Regions from separate parts of the Homo sapiens genome. Here region 2 is linked to region 1. A link is a loop called in an ENCODE intact Hi-C map of the cell type or tissue named here. Cell type or tissue: MCF 10A. All regions are shown on one strand. Each heading gives the region's core, and the rest is flanking DNA. Links, peaks and the distances in the headings are about the cores only.

Region 1 (5,743 bases), core at 508-5,507:
TCTCTCAGACCACAATGCAATCAAACTAGAACTCAGGATTAAGAAACTCACTCAAAACCGCTCAATAGCACGGAAGCTGAACAACCTGCTCCTGAATAACTACTGGGTACATAACGAAATGAAGGCAGAAATAAAGATGTTCTTTGAAACCAATGAGAACAAAGACACAACATACCAGAATCTCTAGGACACATTCAAAGCAGTGTGTAGAGGGAAATTTATAGCACTAAATGCCCACAAGAGAAAGCAGGAAAGATCCAAAATTGACACCCTAACATCACAATTAAAAGAACTAGAAAAGCAAGAGCAAACACATTCAAAAGCTAGCAGAAGGCAAGAAATAACTAAAATCAGAGCAGAACTGAAGGAAATAGAGACACAAAAAACCCTTCAAAAAATTAATGAATCCAGGAGCTGGTTTTTTGAAAGGATCAACAAAATTGATAGACCGCTAGCAAGACTAATAAAGAAGAAAACACAGAAGTATCAAATAGATGCAATAAAAAATGATAAAGGGGATATCACCACCGATCCCACAGAAATACAAACTACCCTCAGAGAATGCAAACACCTCTACACAAATAAACTAGAAAATCTAGAAGAAATGGATAAATTCCTCGACACTAACTAAACCAAGACTAAACCAGGAAGAAGTTGAATCTCTGAATAGACCAATAACAGGCTCTGAAATTGTGGCAATAATCAATAGCTTACCAACCAAAAAGAGTCCAGGACCAGATGGATTCACAGCTGAATTCTACCAGAGGTACAAGGAAGAACTGGTACCATTCCTTCTGAAACTATTCCAATCAATAGAAAAAGAGGGAATCCTCCCTAACTCATTGTATGAGGCCAGCATCATCCTGATACCAAAGCTGGGCAGAGACACAACCAAAAAAGAGAATTTTAGACCAATATGCTTGATGAACATTAATGCAAAAATCCTCAATAAAATACTGGCAAACCGAATCCAGCAACATATCAAAAAGCTTATCCACCATGATCAAGTGGGCTTCATCCCTGGGATGCAAGGCTGGTTCAATATACGCAAATCAATAAATGTAATCCAGCATATAAACAGAACCAAAGACAAAAACCACATGATTATCTCAATAGATGCAGAAAAGGCCTTTGACAAAATTCAACAACGCTTCATGCTAAAAACTCTCAATAAATTAGGTATTGATGGGACGTATCTCAAAATAATAAGAGCTATCTATGACAAACCCACAGCCAATATCATACTGAATGGGCAAAAACTGGAAGCATTCCCTTTGAAAACTGGCACAAGACAGGGATGCCCTCTCTCACCACTCCTATTCAACGTAGTGTTGGAAGTTCTGGCCAGGGCAATCAGGCAGGAGAAGGAAATAAAGGGTATTCAATTAGGAAAAGAGGAAGTCAAATTGTCCCTGTTTGCAGATGACATGATTGTATATCTAGAAAATCCCATTGTCTCAGCCCAAAATCTCCTTAAGCTGATAAGCAAATTCAGCAAAGTCTCAGGATACAAAATTAATGTACAAAAATCACAAGCATTCTTATACACCAATAACAGACAAACAGCGAGCCAAATCATGAGTGAACTCCCATTCACAACTGCTACAAAGAGAATAAAATACCTAGGAATCCAATTTACAAGGGATGTGAAGGACCTCTTCAAGGAGAACTACAAACCACTGCTCAAGGAAATAAAAGAGGATACAAACAAATGGAAGAACATTCCATGTTCATGGGTAGGAAGAATCAATATCATGAAAATGGCCATACTGCCCAAGGTAATTTATAGATTCAATGCCATCCCCATCAAGCTACCAATGACTTTCTTCACAGAATTGGAAAAAACTACTTTAAAGTTCATATGGAACCCAAAAAGAGCCTGCATCGCCAAGTCAATCCTAAGCCAAAAGAACAAAGCTGGAGTCATCACGCTACCTGACTTCAAACTATAACAGCCCTATTTCTAAATAAGGTCACTTTCTGAGGTACTAGTGGTAAGCACTTCAACATATAAAATTTAGCGGGACACAGTTCAACCCATAACATGATTTTTCTATGTAATATAGTTTAGAAGTAGCTGGTTTGGACATATTTAACAAGTCCAGTACTTGGGAAATATGCTATTAAAATTTTTTCCATTATATTACAATTTATATAAATATACTTGGATATTGATGTTCTCTTTTTTGTTAATGGAAAATAAGCTGATTTTAGAATTTTAACAAAACCTCCAATACTTCTTATTTTACTTTACATCAAGGTTGGGTCAATATATCTACATTGAAATTTCCTCAGATAACCAAAATATCAGACATTAAGAAATAATCTAGGACATTGTGGAATTTTTTATGAGTATAAATGTTTTGATTAACTTTTGTGTAGCCATAATTATTAAGATACTCTTTCTAACTGAGGAGCTCCCTGTTTGCAATACTGAGAACCAGCTATGTACTACAAGGTCTAGAGATAAATGCCAAAGGTTGAGGAGAAAATATGTTTATACAAATCTCTAGAAATGGCATTTTGAAGTGAAACCTTGATGCCATTTGATTTGTTATAATTTTTTTCTTTACAATTTCATCAAAATAAAGATTCAAAAAGAAATGAATCTGGTTAACGAAGTCCCTGTTTGATTTTAATAAATCAAACCAATTTGGTTTTTTTATGAAGTTATGTTTAATTCATATTAAATCATTTTATTAAATGTCTGAGGAAAAAAATCTCAAATTTTAAAAACTTTAAACCATAAAGCAGCTCATCATAGAACATGTATTATTTTAGACTCTTGTGCTCATTAAACACAGAATTGGCAAACAATTTTGGAAATTGTATCATATATGGAATGAGAGGAGTTAAGACAACAACCTAAGTTATTGTCCGTAAAAGAAATTCTGCTTCCTAATTCAATAAGCCTTTAGAGAACCTAAGTTGCCACAGTTACCTCACTAAAGAAAAGACAAACAACGACACCTTGTGGCTAAAAACCTTCTTCCATTTTTGACAATTTTGAGTTTCCGAGGCTTGATACGAAGTTGTAGCCTTTCTAGATGAATACACAGCATTAGATAAAAGAATTATAAATATATAATAAAATTGAACATACATATTCAGTTTGTATGCTAATGAAATTAGATTTAAAAATAAAATTGATTTCAATAGCTCTGGTTTCTTTTTCCTATAAAAGTAACATTTAATGTGATTCAAAACTAACCATCTAAAATAAAATCGTAACAACAAATTACAAATGAGCATTTTAGTTTCTAGTAATGTATCCATTATTTAGTATAAATGTATATTGGTAAATTGGATAAACTGACAACCCGAGTACTTCCTACAGCTTTATGATTCAGCTAATAGAAACCATTATCACAATGCTCGTACCTGAAGCACCCAAAAAAAATAATTTCTAAGTCATAGTCCTTTGATCAAGACTCAAAAACATACAGCAAAAGGGAAAAATGTAATCTTTTTTTTCTTTTTTTTTTGAGTTGGACTCTTGATTTGTCACCCAGGCTGGAGTACAGTGGCATGATCTTGGCTAACTGCAATCTCTGCCTCCCAGGTTCAAGCAACTCTCCTGCCTTGGCCTCCCAAGTAGCTGGAACTACAGGCATGTGCCACCACACCTGGCTAGTTTTTGTTTTGTTTTGTTTTCTTGTTTGTTTGTTTTTTAGTAGAGACGGGGTTTCACCATGTTGGCCAGGTTGGTCTCAAACTCCTGACCTCAAGTGATCCGCTCACCATGGCCTACCAAAGTGCTAAGATTACAGGCATGAGCCACCGTGCCCATAATCATTAACTTTTCTTCAAACAGTTGTGTCGTCTGTCATAAATACCGAAGGTCCCATCATATTTACTCAAAATACTAAAAGACTAAAGAGAAAGACACTGTTTTTTCATGACCTCATTAATTTCTCAGTCTGGATTTAAGGCATTTTTATATGCCAAATCATTATTTAGGAGACCTATTAAAAGCCATCATTTTCTCACAGGAAGTGTTAAAATAAATAGGACGTTTTGAAAACTAGTCATTATATTTTGTATCTAGAAGTAGCTGGGGATAAGTGAGAGTCATGTAGATTTTCCCATGTTTGTCGAGATCCACTTGTCTTATGATACTGCTTCTGATCAAAATCATATGAATGCTTCTCAGAACCATTCCCTGAGAAAAAACATCTCCTCATCCTTTTAGTTTTGAATTTTTCTCTTTGTCCATTAGATCTATGACTTTATTGTAAACTACCTCAAATCCTTGGTGGAGCCAGCTGGTTAGGAAAACAAATTAAAATAATAAAGGATGAAATGAGTAATTATAGCTAGCACCTATGGAAAACTTACTGCATAAAACGCAGTGTTCTGAGTGCTTTACATGATTTAACTACAATTTCACTTCAAAAGCCTGTATGTATGTGGTAGATACTATCCCCATTTTATAGGTGGGACAACTGCGTCATTGATTAAGTATCTCACCCAGGGTTGCAGAGCTAGTAAGTGGCAGTTCTAGGATTCAAACGCGGGCAATTTTCTAAAGGCTGCTATCCTGATTCAAAAGGAGAGGGAAACACCATTGGTTTCCCAGCTTGGAGACAGTTCAGAGATGGATGCCAGTCATGGTGCAAACAGGAGACCTCAGACAAGCTACTCAGCATCCATAAACTTCTAGAGGCTTAAATGTATTTAAGCAATACATGTATTTTTCAAGAATTCCAGGATTCAGTGAGCTTTCTGGTAAAGCTTTGGCCAGAAGACCACCATCCTATTGCTTATAAATTGTTTGTTGAGGGGAACAAAGAGGGCATTTAAAAGGAACCAGTTCCTATATTCCACTTGGAAGTCTTGGGCTTCTAGGGAACAACCATGTTTTGATTCTCCAGATATCACGATCATTTAACAAATGAAATGCTGAGTCTGAGAAAAATAAAACTGAATATTACATTCGAAGTCGTTTTGCCCTACCACAATATCTTTCATGGCTCCAAGGCATGTCATCAAGTGCTCAAAATATCCTCTAAGGAACTTTCACTTAATTTGCTTGATTTTTAAATATATATTTTTAATTCACCTGATATTTGAAAGAGCCACAAATCCCACAAATTACTGTATTTACTCTGTGGAGCCTGGGGAATTTAGGATTAACTGAGCAGTTGGGGTGTGGGGGGTGGGGGTGGAAAGTGTTAAACTAAAAATAAAAAGGTTTAAAATGTTTTCCAAAATTCTTGAGCATAAGAATGTAGGATTTAGTACTCTAATTAATGGGATTAGATGGTTTAGAGGAGCTTGAAAATGGATAAACTGGAATTTTTCACAGTAAAGTAGACAATTCTAACTTCATTTACCTTAAAGTAGAAAAATTACATTAACTCATCTGTATCTCCAGAGTGCTGACACAAAGTGGATCTTGTTTATACTAAATAGAATAGAGAAAAAAATTTTCAAAGACTGGGCAAAGATAAAGCTGCAATAAAAGTCATCAGTGCTTGAAACACTCAAATGTTCCCTGAAGACTTGACTTTAAATTTCCAATTTAAATGGAAAAACTCTTAAACAGCATCACATTTACAATGGTGCACGCCAGTTATGTAATAGGAGGATAGACATAAATGCCAAAGGTTAAGTAAATAAATTGGTATTTATACACAGCTCTAGAAATGGTATTTTGAAATGAACCCTTGGTTTCTGTTTGATTTGGACCATCTCTCTTTCTCTTACTAATCCAGTTCAATCAAAACAAAATAAGGATTCA
Region 2 (5,743 bases), core at 186-5,185, 120 kb before region 1:
TTTCTTTTTCTTTTTCGTTTTTAAGACAAAGTCTTGCTTTTTTGGTCTGTCACCTGGGCTGCAGTGCAGTGACATAATCATAGCTCACTGTAACCTCAAATTCCTGGGCTCAAGTGATTCTCCTGCCTCAGCTTTCTGAGTATGTAGGACAATAGCTGTGTGCCACTAGACCCAGCTAATTTATTTTTAATTTGGTAGAAATGGTATCTTGCTATGTTGCTCAGGTTGGTCTTGAACTCCTGGCCTCAAGCAATCCTGCCACCTTGGCCTCCCAAAGTGCTGGAATTATTGGTGTGAGCCACTGTGCCTGGCCCAATTAATATTGTTAAATGTCCTTGTAACCTAAAGTGATCTACAGATTTGACAAAATTGCTATCAAAATCCCAATGTTGTTTTTTATAGATATAGAAAAAACAATCTTATAATTCATATTTTCATATTTTAAAATCTGAATACAAAATTAATATTTTGTATTTAGAACTACAAGAAACATCAAACAGCCAAGATAATCATAGGTAGAATGAACAAAGCTACAGTCATCACACTACCCGATTTCAAACTATACTACAAAGTGATGGTAATTAATACAGCAAGGTACATGTATACAAATAGAGCTATCAATCAATGGAACAGAATAGAGCACAGAAATAGATTCACGTAACTATGGTCAATTGATTTTTAGCAAAGGTGCCACAAATTTATAATGGTAAAAAGGCAGTCTCTTCAATAAATGGTGTTGGAAAAACTGGATATCTATATACAAAAGAATGAAATCGAACCCTTATCTCACACCATAGACAAAAATCAACTCAAAATGGATTAAAGACTTAAACATAAAGCCTAAACTATAAAACTATTAGAAGAAAATATAGGAGAATATATATACAACATTGGCTATTACAATAATTTTTAAGATTTGACACCAGGAGTACAAGCAGCAAAAGCAAAAATAGACAAAATACATTAAAATAAAAAGCTTCTGTACAACAATGAAACAACAGAGTGAAAAGACATCATGTAGATTTGGAAAAAATATTTGTAAGCCATACATCTGATACAGAATTGATGTCCAAAATATACAAAGAACTCAAAACAAATCTATCACAAGAAAACAAATAATTTGATTAAGAAATGGGCGAGGGACCTGAATAAACATTTCTCAGAAGAAGACATATAAAATGGCTAACAGATACATGAAAAAATACTCGATATCACTAATCACTAGAGAGATTCAAATAAAACCACAATGAGATCAATTCCCATCTGTTAGAACTGCATTATCAAAAAGACAAAAGATAAAAGCTGGTGAAGATATGGAGTAAAGAGAACCCTTGTACTCTGTTGGTGGGAATGTAAATTATTATAGCCATTATGGAAAATTCTATAAAGGTTACTCAAATTCTAAAAATAGCATTACCACATGATTTAGCCATTATGTTTCTATTTACCTGAAATATTTGAAATCAGTACCTGGAGGAGATGTGTACAAGCTCATATTTATTGTAGCACTGTTCACAATAACCAAGTTATGGAATTGACCCTAAGTGTTCATTAACATGAAAGGATAAAGCAAGTGTAATATATATACACAATGAAATACTATTTCACCTTAAAAAAATAAAGGAGATCCTGTCATTGGCAAAAATATGGATAAACTCAGAGGGCACTGTGTTAATTAATAAAAGCCAGGCTTAGAAAGACAACCACCACATGACCTCACTTAGCTGTGGAATCCAAAACAAGGGATCTCATCGAGGCAGAAATAGTAGAATGGTGGTTACAGAGGCTAGAAGTTTGGGGTAATGGGGAGACAATAATCAAAGTACAAAGCATTGGTTAAATAGAATAAATGTTTGGGGTTTTTTTTTTTAAAGATCTTTAGCATGGTATGGTGGATATAGCTAATAACTGAGTACTGTACATTTCAGTATCACTATGAAAGTAAATTTCAAATGTTCTCAACATAAAAAAATTAAATATTTGAGGTGATGAATAGGTTAATTAGCTTGATCTAATTATTCCACATTGTATTAAAGATTATGATCTCACATTGTATTGTACAAATATATACAACTATAATAGTCCAATATATAATAAAACATTTTTAAAAAGAATTTTGAGGTTAGAAACTGCATGTAAAATTTCCCCAACGCCTCAAAATGATCGACTCTAATAATCATCCCTTCTAATCCAGCAGCCCATACTTTTGCAATTACCAATCTTTCTGACCCAAGCCTGACCCCTCTAATACCCTACATTATAAAAGTAACCCCTCGACAGGAGGTTCATCTTCATTCAACAATGAGGCAATAATCAAGAAAAAACTTGAAGACCAAAAGGCCAACAGGAGTTCACAAAATTCAATTAAGTCTGTTAGTTTTGAGAACAGATCAAAGAGGTTTAAAAGTATTCCATAAAATTCAGCTCATAAAGAACTGTTTTCATTTTATCCTTCCTTCCCTGTGTTTCCCAAAATATATACCTCTATTATAATAATGTCTTACTCTTTGGTATTCACCAATCTCAAGCCAATGATACTATATTTTTCTGACCAATTTTTAAATATTCCCATATGCTTAGCTCTTTTGCCATTGTTAACATTCATTTTCATTTCTGGATCAACCTATCTATGTTTTCCTTCCTTTGTTCCAACCTTATTGAACATTTCTTATTAAACACCAGGCACTGGGTATATCATAATGAAAATACAGACCTTGTCACCACCCCTAATATTTGCCATCTAAGGAAAACACAGATAAGTAGCAGGCAATTGTAATAATTGCTGTGATTGTGGACATAGTAACATACAGAATGACTACATCAGAATCATGTACGTCATGCCTAACCTGAATTTAACACATCAGCAAACCCTTGTGTAAGGGAGTAATGCTTAAGCTCTGTATGTCATGGGATGCAACTGTGATTTGCCCCTCTCACAAGCAGTTTAAATTGGTGGGATGGGAGTCAGAGTGGGATGTGAAGCTACTGTTGTAGGGGTGGGAAACATGAATCCCTTTTGTCCTTGACAATTCCAACACAGTTTGCTACAGAGAACATTTTTTTTTTCCTCCTTACATGGTCAATTTTCTGTGTCAGCCTGACTGAGTCACAGAGTGCCCAAACATTTGGACAAACATTATTCTGAGTGTGTCTGTGAGAAAATCTTGAGTAATACAAATGGATCTGATGAAATGGGATGTAACTATGTGTGCTTTCCAGCATCGAAGGCAGTTTGTAACTTCTGAAGAATGTAGAGCATTTTAATGCTATTTCCATCCCCACCCACAGCCCACTGATTAGTATTTCTTTTTTGTTTTTAGAAATAATTATTCCTAGAGCAAGATCTACCTGCTGTGTTATTTGCTCAGATTTGTCTTTGAGGCAAAAAGAATTCTGGACCCTAAACGAGTCCTCTTATGTGGGTCATTTTTTTAATACTATGTGTCTGTCATATTTATTTTTCAACAGCATACAAGAAGCTAAAATATTATAACTTTTGTTTTCGGTTGCTAGGGTTATAAGGATAGCAGTAGCAAGTTCAGAAATACCATCTACCATTATGCAAAAGTGACAACTATATCTATTCACTGACTTTGACAAAACAATAAAATAAAAGAACATTACTTGAAGGAATGCAGAAAATTAGCTTTTGCTATTTGCAATCTCCATATCACAATTCTTAGTGGTTAAAAAGATTCTGGCAAACAAATAGAAAGCTTGTATCTACATTACCCTCCTTGACACAATAAATACTTGATCACATTTATCCTTATGGTGGAGATTTTTTTCAAAAAGACATTACATATGAATGATAAACTGTCATTTTAACCATGTTTCAGCCCACAGATATTAAATCTAAGTAGCTTTTGATATTTCTACATCCTAAAACACACCCTTCTTCTATGCTTTTTGCCGCCTCTACTAAATGGAAAACATCTAGTACTAAATCAGTGCACATTGGTAGAGATGAGAAACATGCACTGTTGGTGGGAGTGTAAATCAGTTCAGCCATTGTGGAAGACAGTGTCATGATTCCTCAAAGACCTAAAGGCAGCAATACTATTCGACCCGGCAATCCCGTTACCAGGTATACACCCAAAGGAATATAAATCATTCTGTTATAAAGAGGCATGCACACATATGTTCATTGCAGCACTATTCACAATAGCAGAGACATGGAATCAACCTAAATGCCCATCAATGATAGACTGGATAAAGAAAATGTGGTACACATACACCACAGAATATTATGCAGCCATATAAAAGAAGAGGATCATGTCCTTTGCAGGAACATAGATGGAGCTGGAAGCCATTATTCTTAGCTAACTAACACAGGAACAGAAAACCAAATACCATATGATTTCACTTTTAAGTGGGAGCTAAACGATGAGAACACATGGACACATAGAGGGGAACAACACACACCGGGGCCCTTTGGAGGGTGAAAGGTGAAAGGATCTAGACTATGGATACTAGGCTTAATACCTGGATGATGAAATAATCTGTACAACAAACCCTCATGACACAAGTTTACCTATGTAACAAACCTGCACTTGGACCCATGAACTTAAAATAGAAGTTAACCTCCCCCCAAAAAAAGACATTAGGAAGATGCATATGTTAATTCTAATTTAATTCTTTATGGTTGCATAATTAATTTATCAATGATTCCTGAATTTACCTGGGCCTTTAGTATGAAAAATAAAGATTCAGCTAGAGAAAGGAAAGACATATGCCAGACTCATTAATTTTTTTAAAATATATATTTACTTGTAAGTATAAATTCTGTTGAATTTTAGTTTTAGATATTTACTGAAATTCAGTAAATATCATATTGAATTGAGGTGGCAGTGCAAAAATAGTTACAAAAATAGTTATTTTTCTCTTCCTTTCCAACTGCTCTCTATGACTTTGTATTCCAAAATTCACTTTTTACTACTGACATGCAAAGGCAACTAACATTGCCAAGGTATATCAATTCTCACTATGTTCAAAATCTTGGAGAACTGAAAAACAAAGATGGCTTTTTAATTGGTAAAAATCAAACATGTATTACTTTGATGGTACTTTTAGAGTTAGTCTCTGGAACCAATACATCAAATTCAAAAACCATTCTCACCTAGAAAAAGAATAAATGCAAATAAATGACATGAATGAAATTCATGAAATAAAAGTGCAAATGGACTTTGAGCTTCAGCAGTCAGATGTTTGTTTATAGGATGATGTTCAATGACTCAGAAAAGCCTGGCTAGCCGTGAATTCCCTGCACTGCACTCAGCTCTCCTCAGCTGCTCCCCTTCTGGAAGCAGCTCCATCAGGTAAAATTATGTGCCCGTAGGAGACATGAAAAAAAGAATTATGTAAAGTGGCAAGGCAAGGTCTTGCCCACAGGAGTGACAAATCAGAGAAATTGCACTCGTTCTAGCATCTTGGGAGACCCTACGACCCCACGTACCTTTTCCCTAGCACTAACTCAGAGACATTTCCTTTGCAATACAGAGGTAGCTTAGTTTTCTTTAAAGACTCACTCTTTCCACGCATATAGCACCTGATGACAATCTCCAACTCTTATCCAGTCAAGAGTATGAAATTCGCCTTCCTCACTTTCACAACTATCCATTGGCAAAACTGTACTCATTTTAAGCTTTTTTTTTTTTTTTTTTGGTCATCAGGATTTTCTCATTTCAGCCTGTCTTTGATACTGATTTGCCAAATATCCACTTGTCTAATATTTTGAATGATT

The links. Peaks named below come from ENCODE experiments on the same cell type or tissue, not always from the same donor. Only the 100,000 strongest peaks of a DNase experiment are listed, where the experiment ranks them.
Region 2: a loop joins it to region 1, with 9 times the contacts of the local background. A loop is called at or near these places in 5 of 110 quality-filtered maps.

What each region holds. Positions count from the first base shown.
Region 1 is chr4:175,534,081-175,539,823 of GRCh38, forward strand. No RefSeq gene overlaps it. Among named protein-coding and RNA genes, the nearest start is that of GPM6A-DT, 250 kb to the right of the region's middle. In MCF 10A, for the core only: a CTCF peak has its summit at 2,964 (motif pointing left); a DNase peak (open chromatin) is centred at 2,961.
Region 2 is chr4:175,416,464-175,422,206 of GRCh38, forward strand. No RefSeq gene overlaps it. Among named protein-coding and RNA genes, the nearest start is that of GPM6A-DT, 370 kb to the right of the region's middle. In MCF 10A, for the core only: no CTCF peak of the experiment used is centred there; a DNase peak (open chromatin) is centred at 3,118.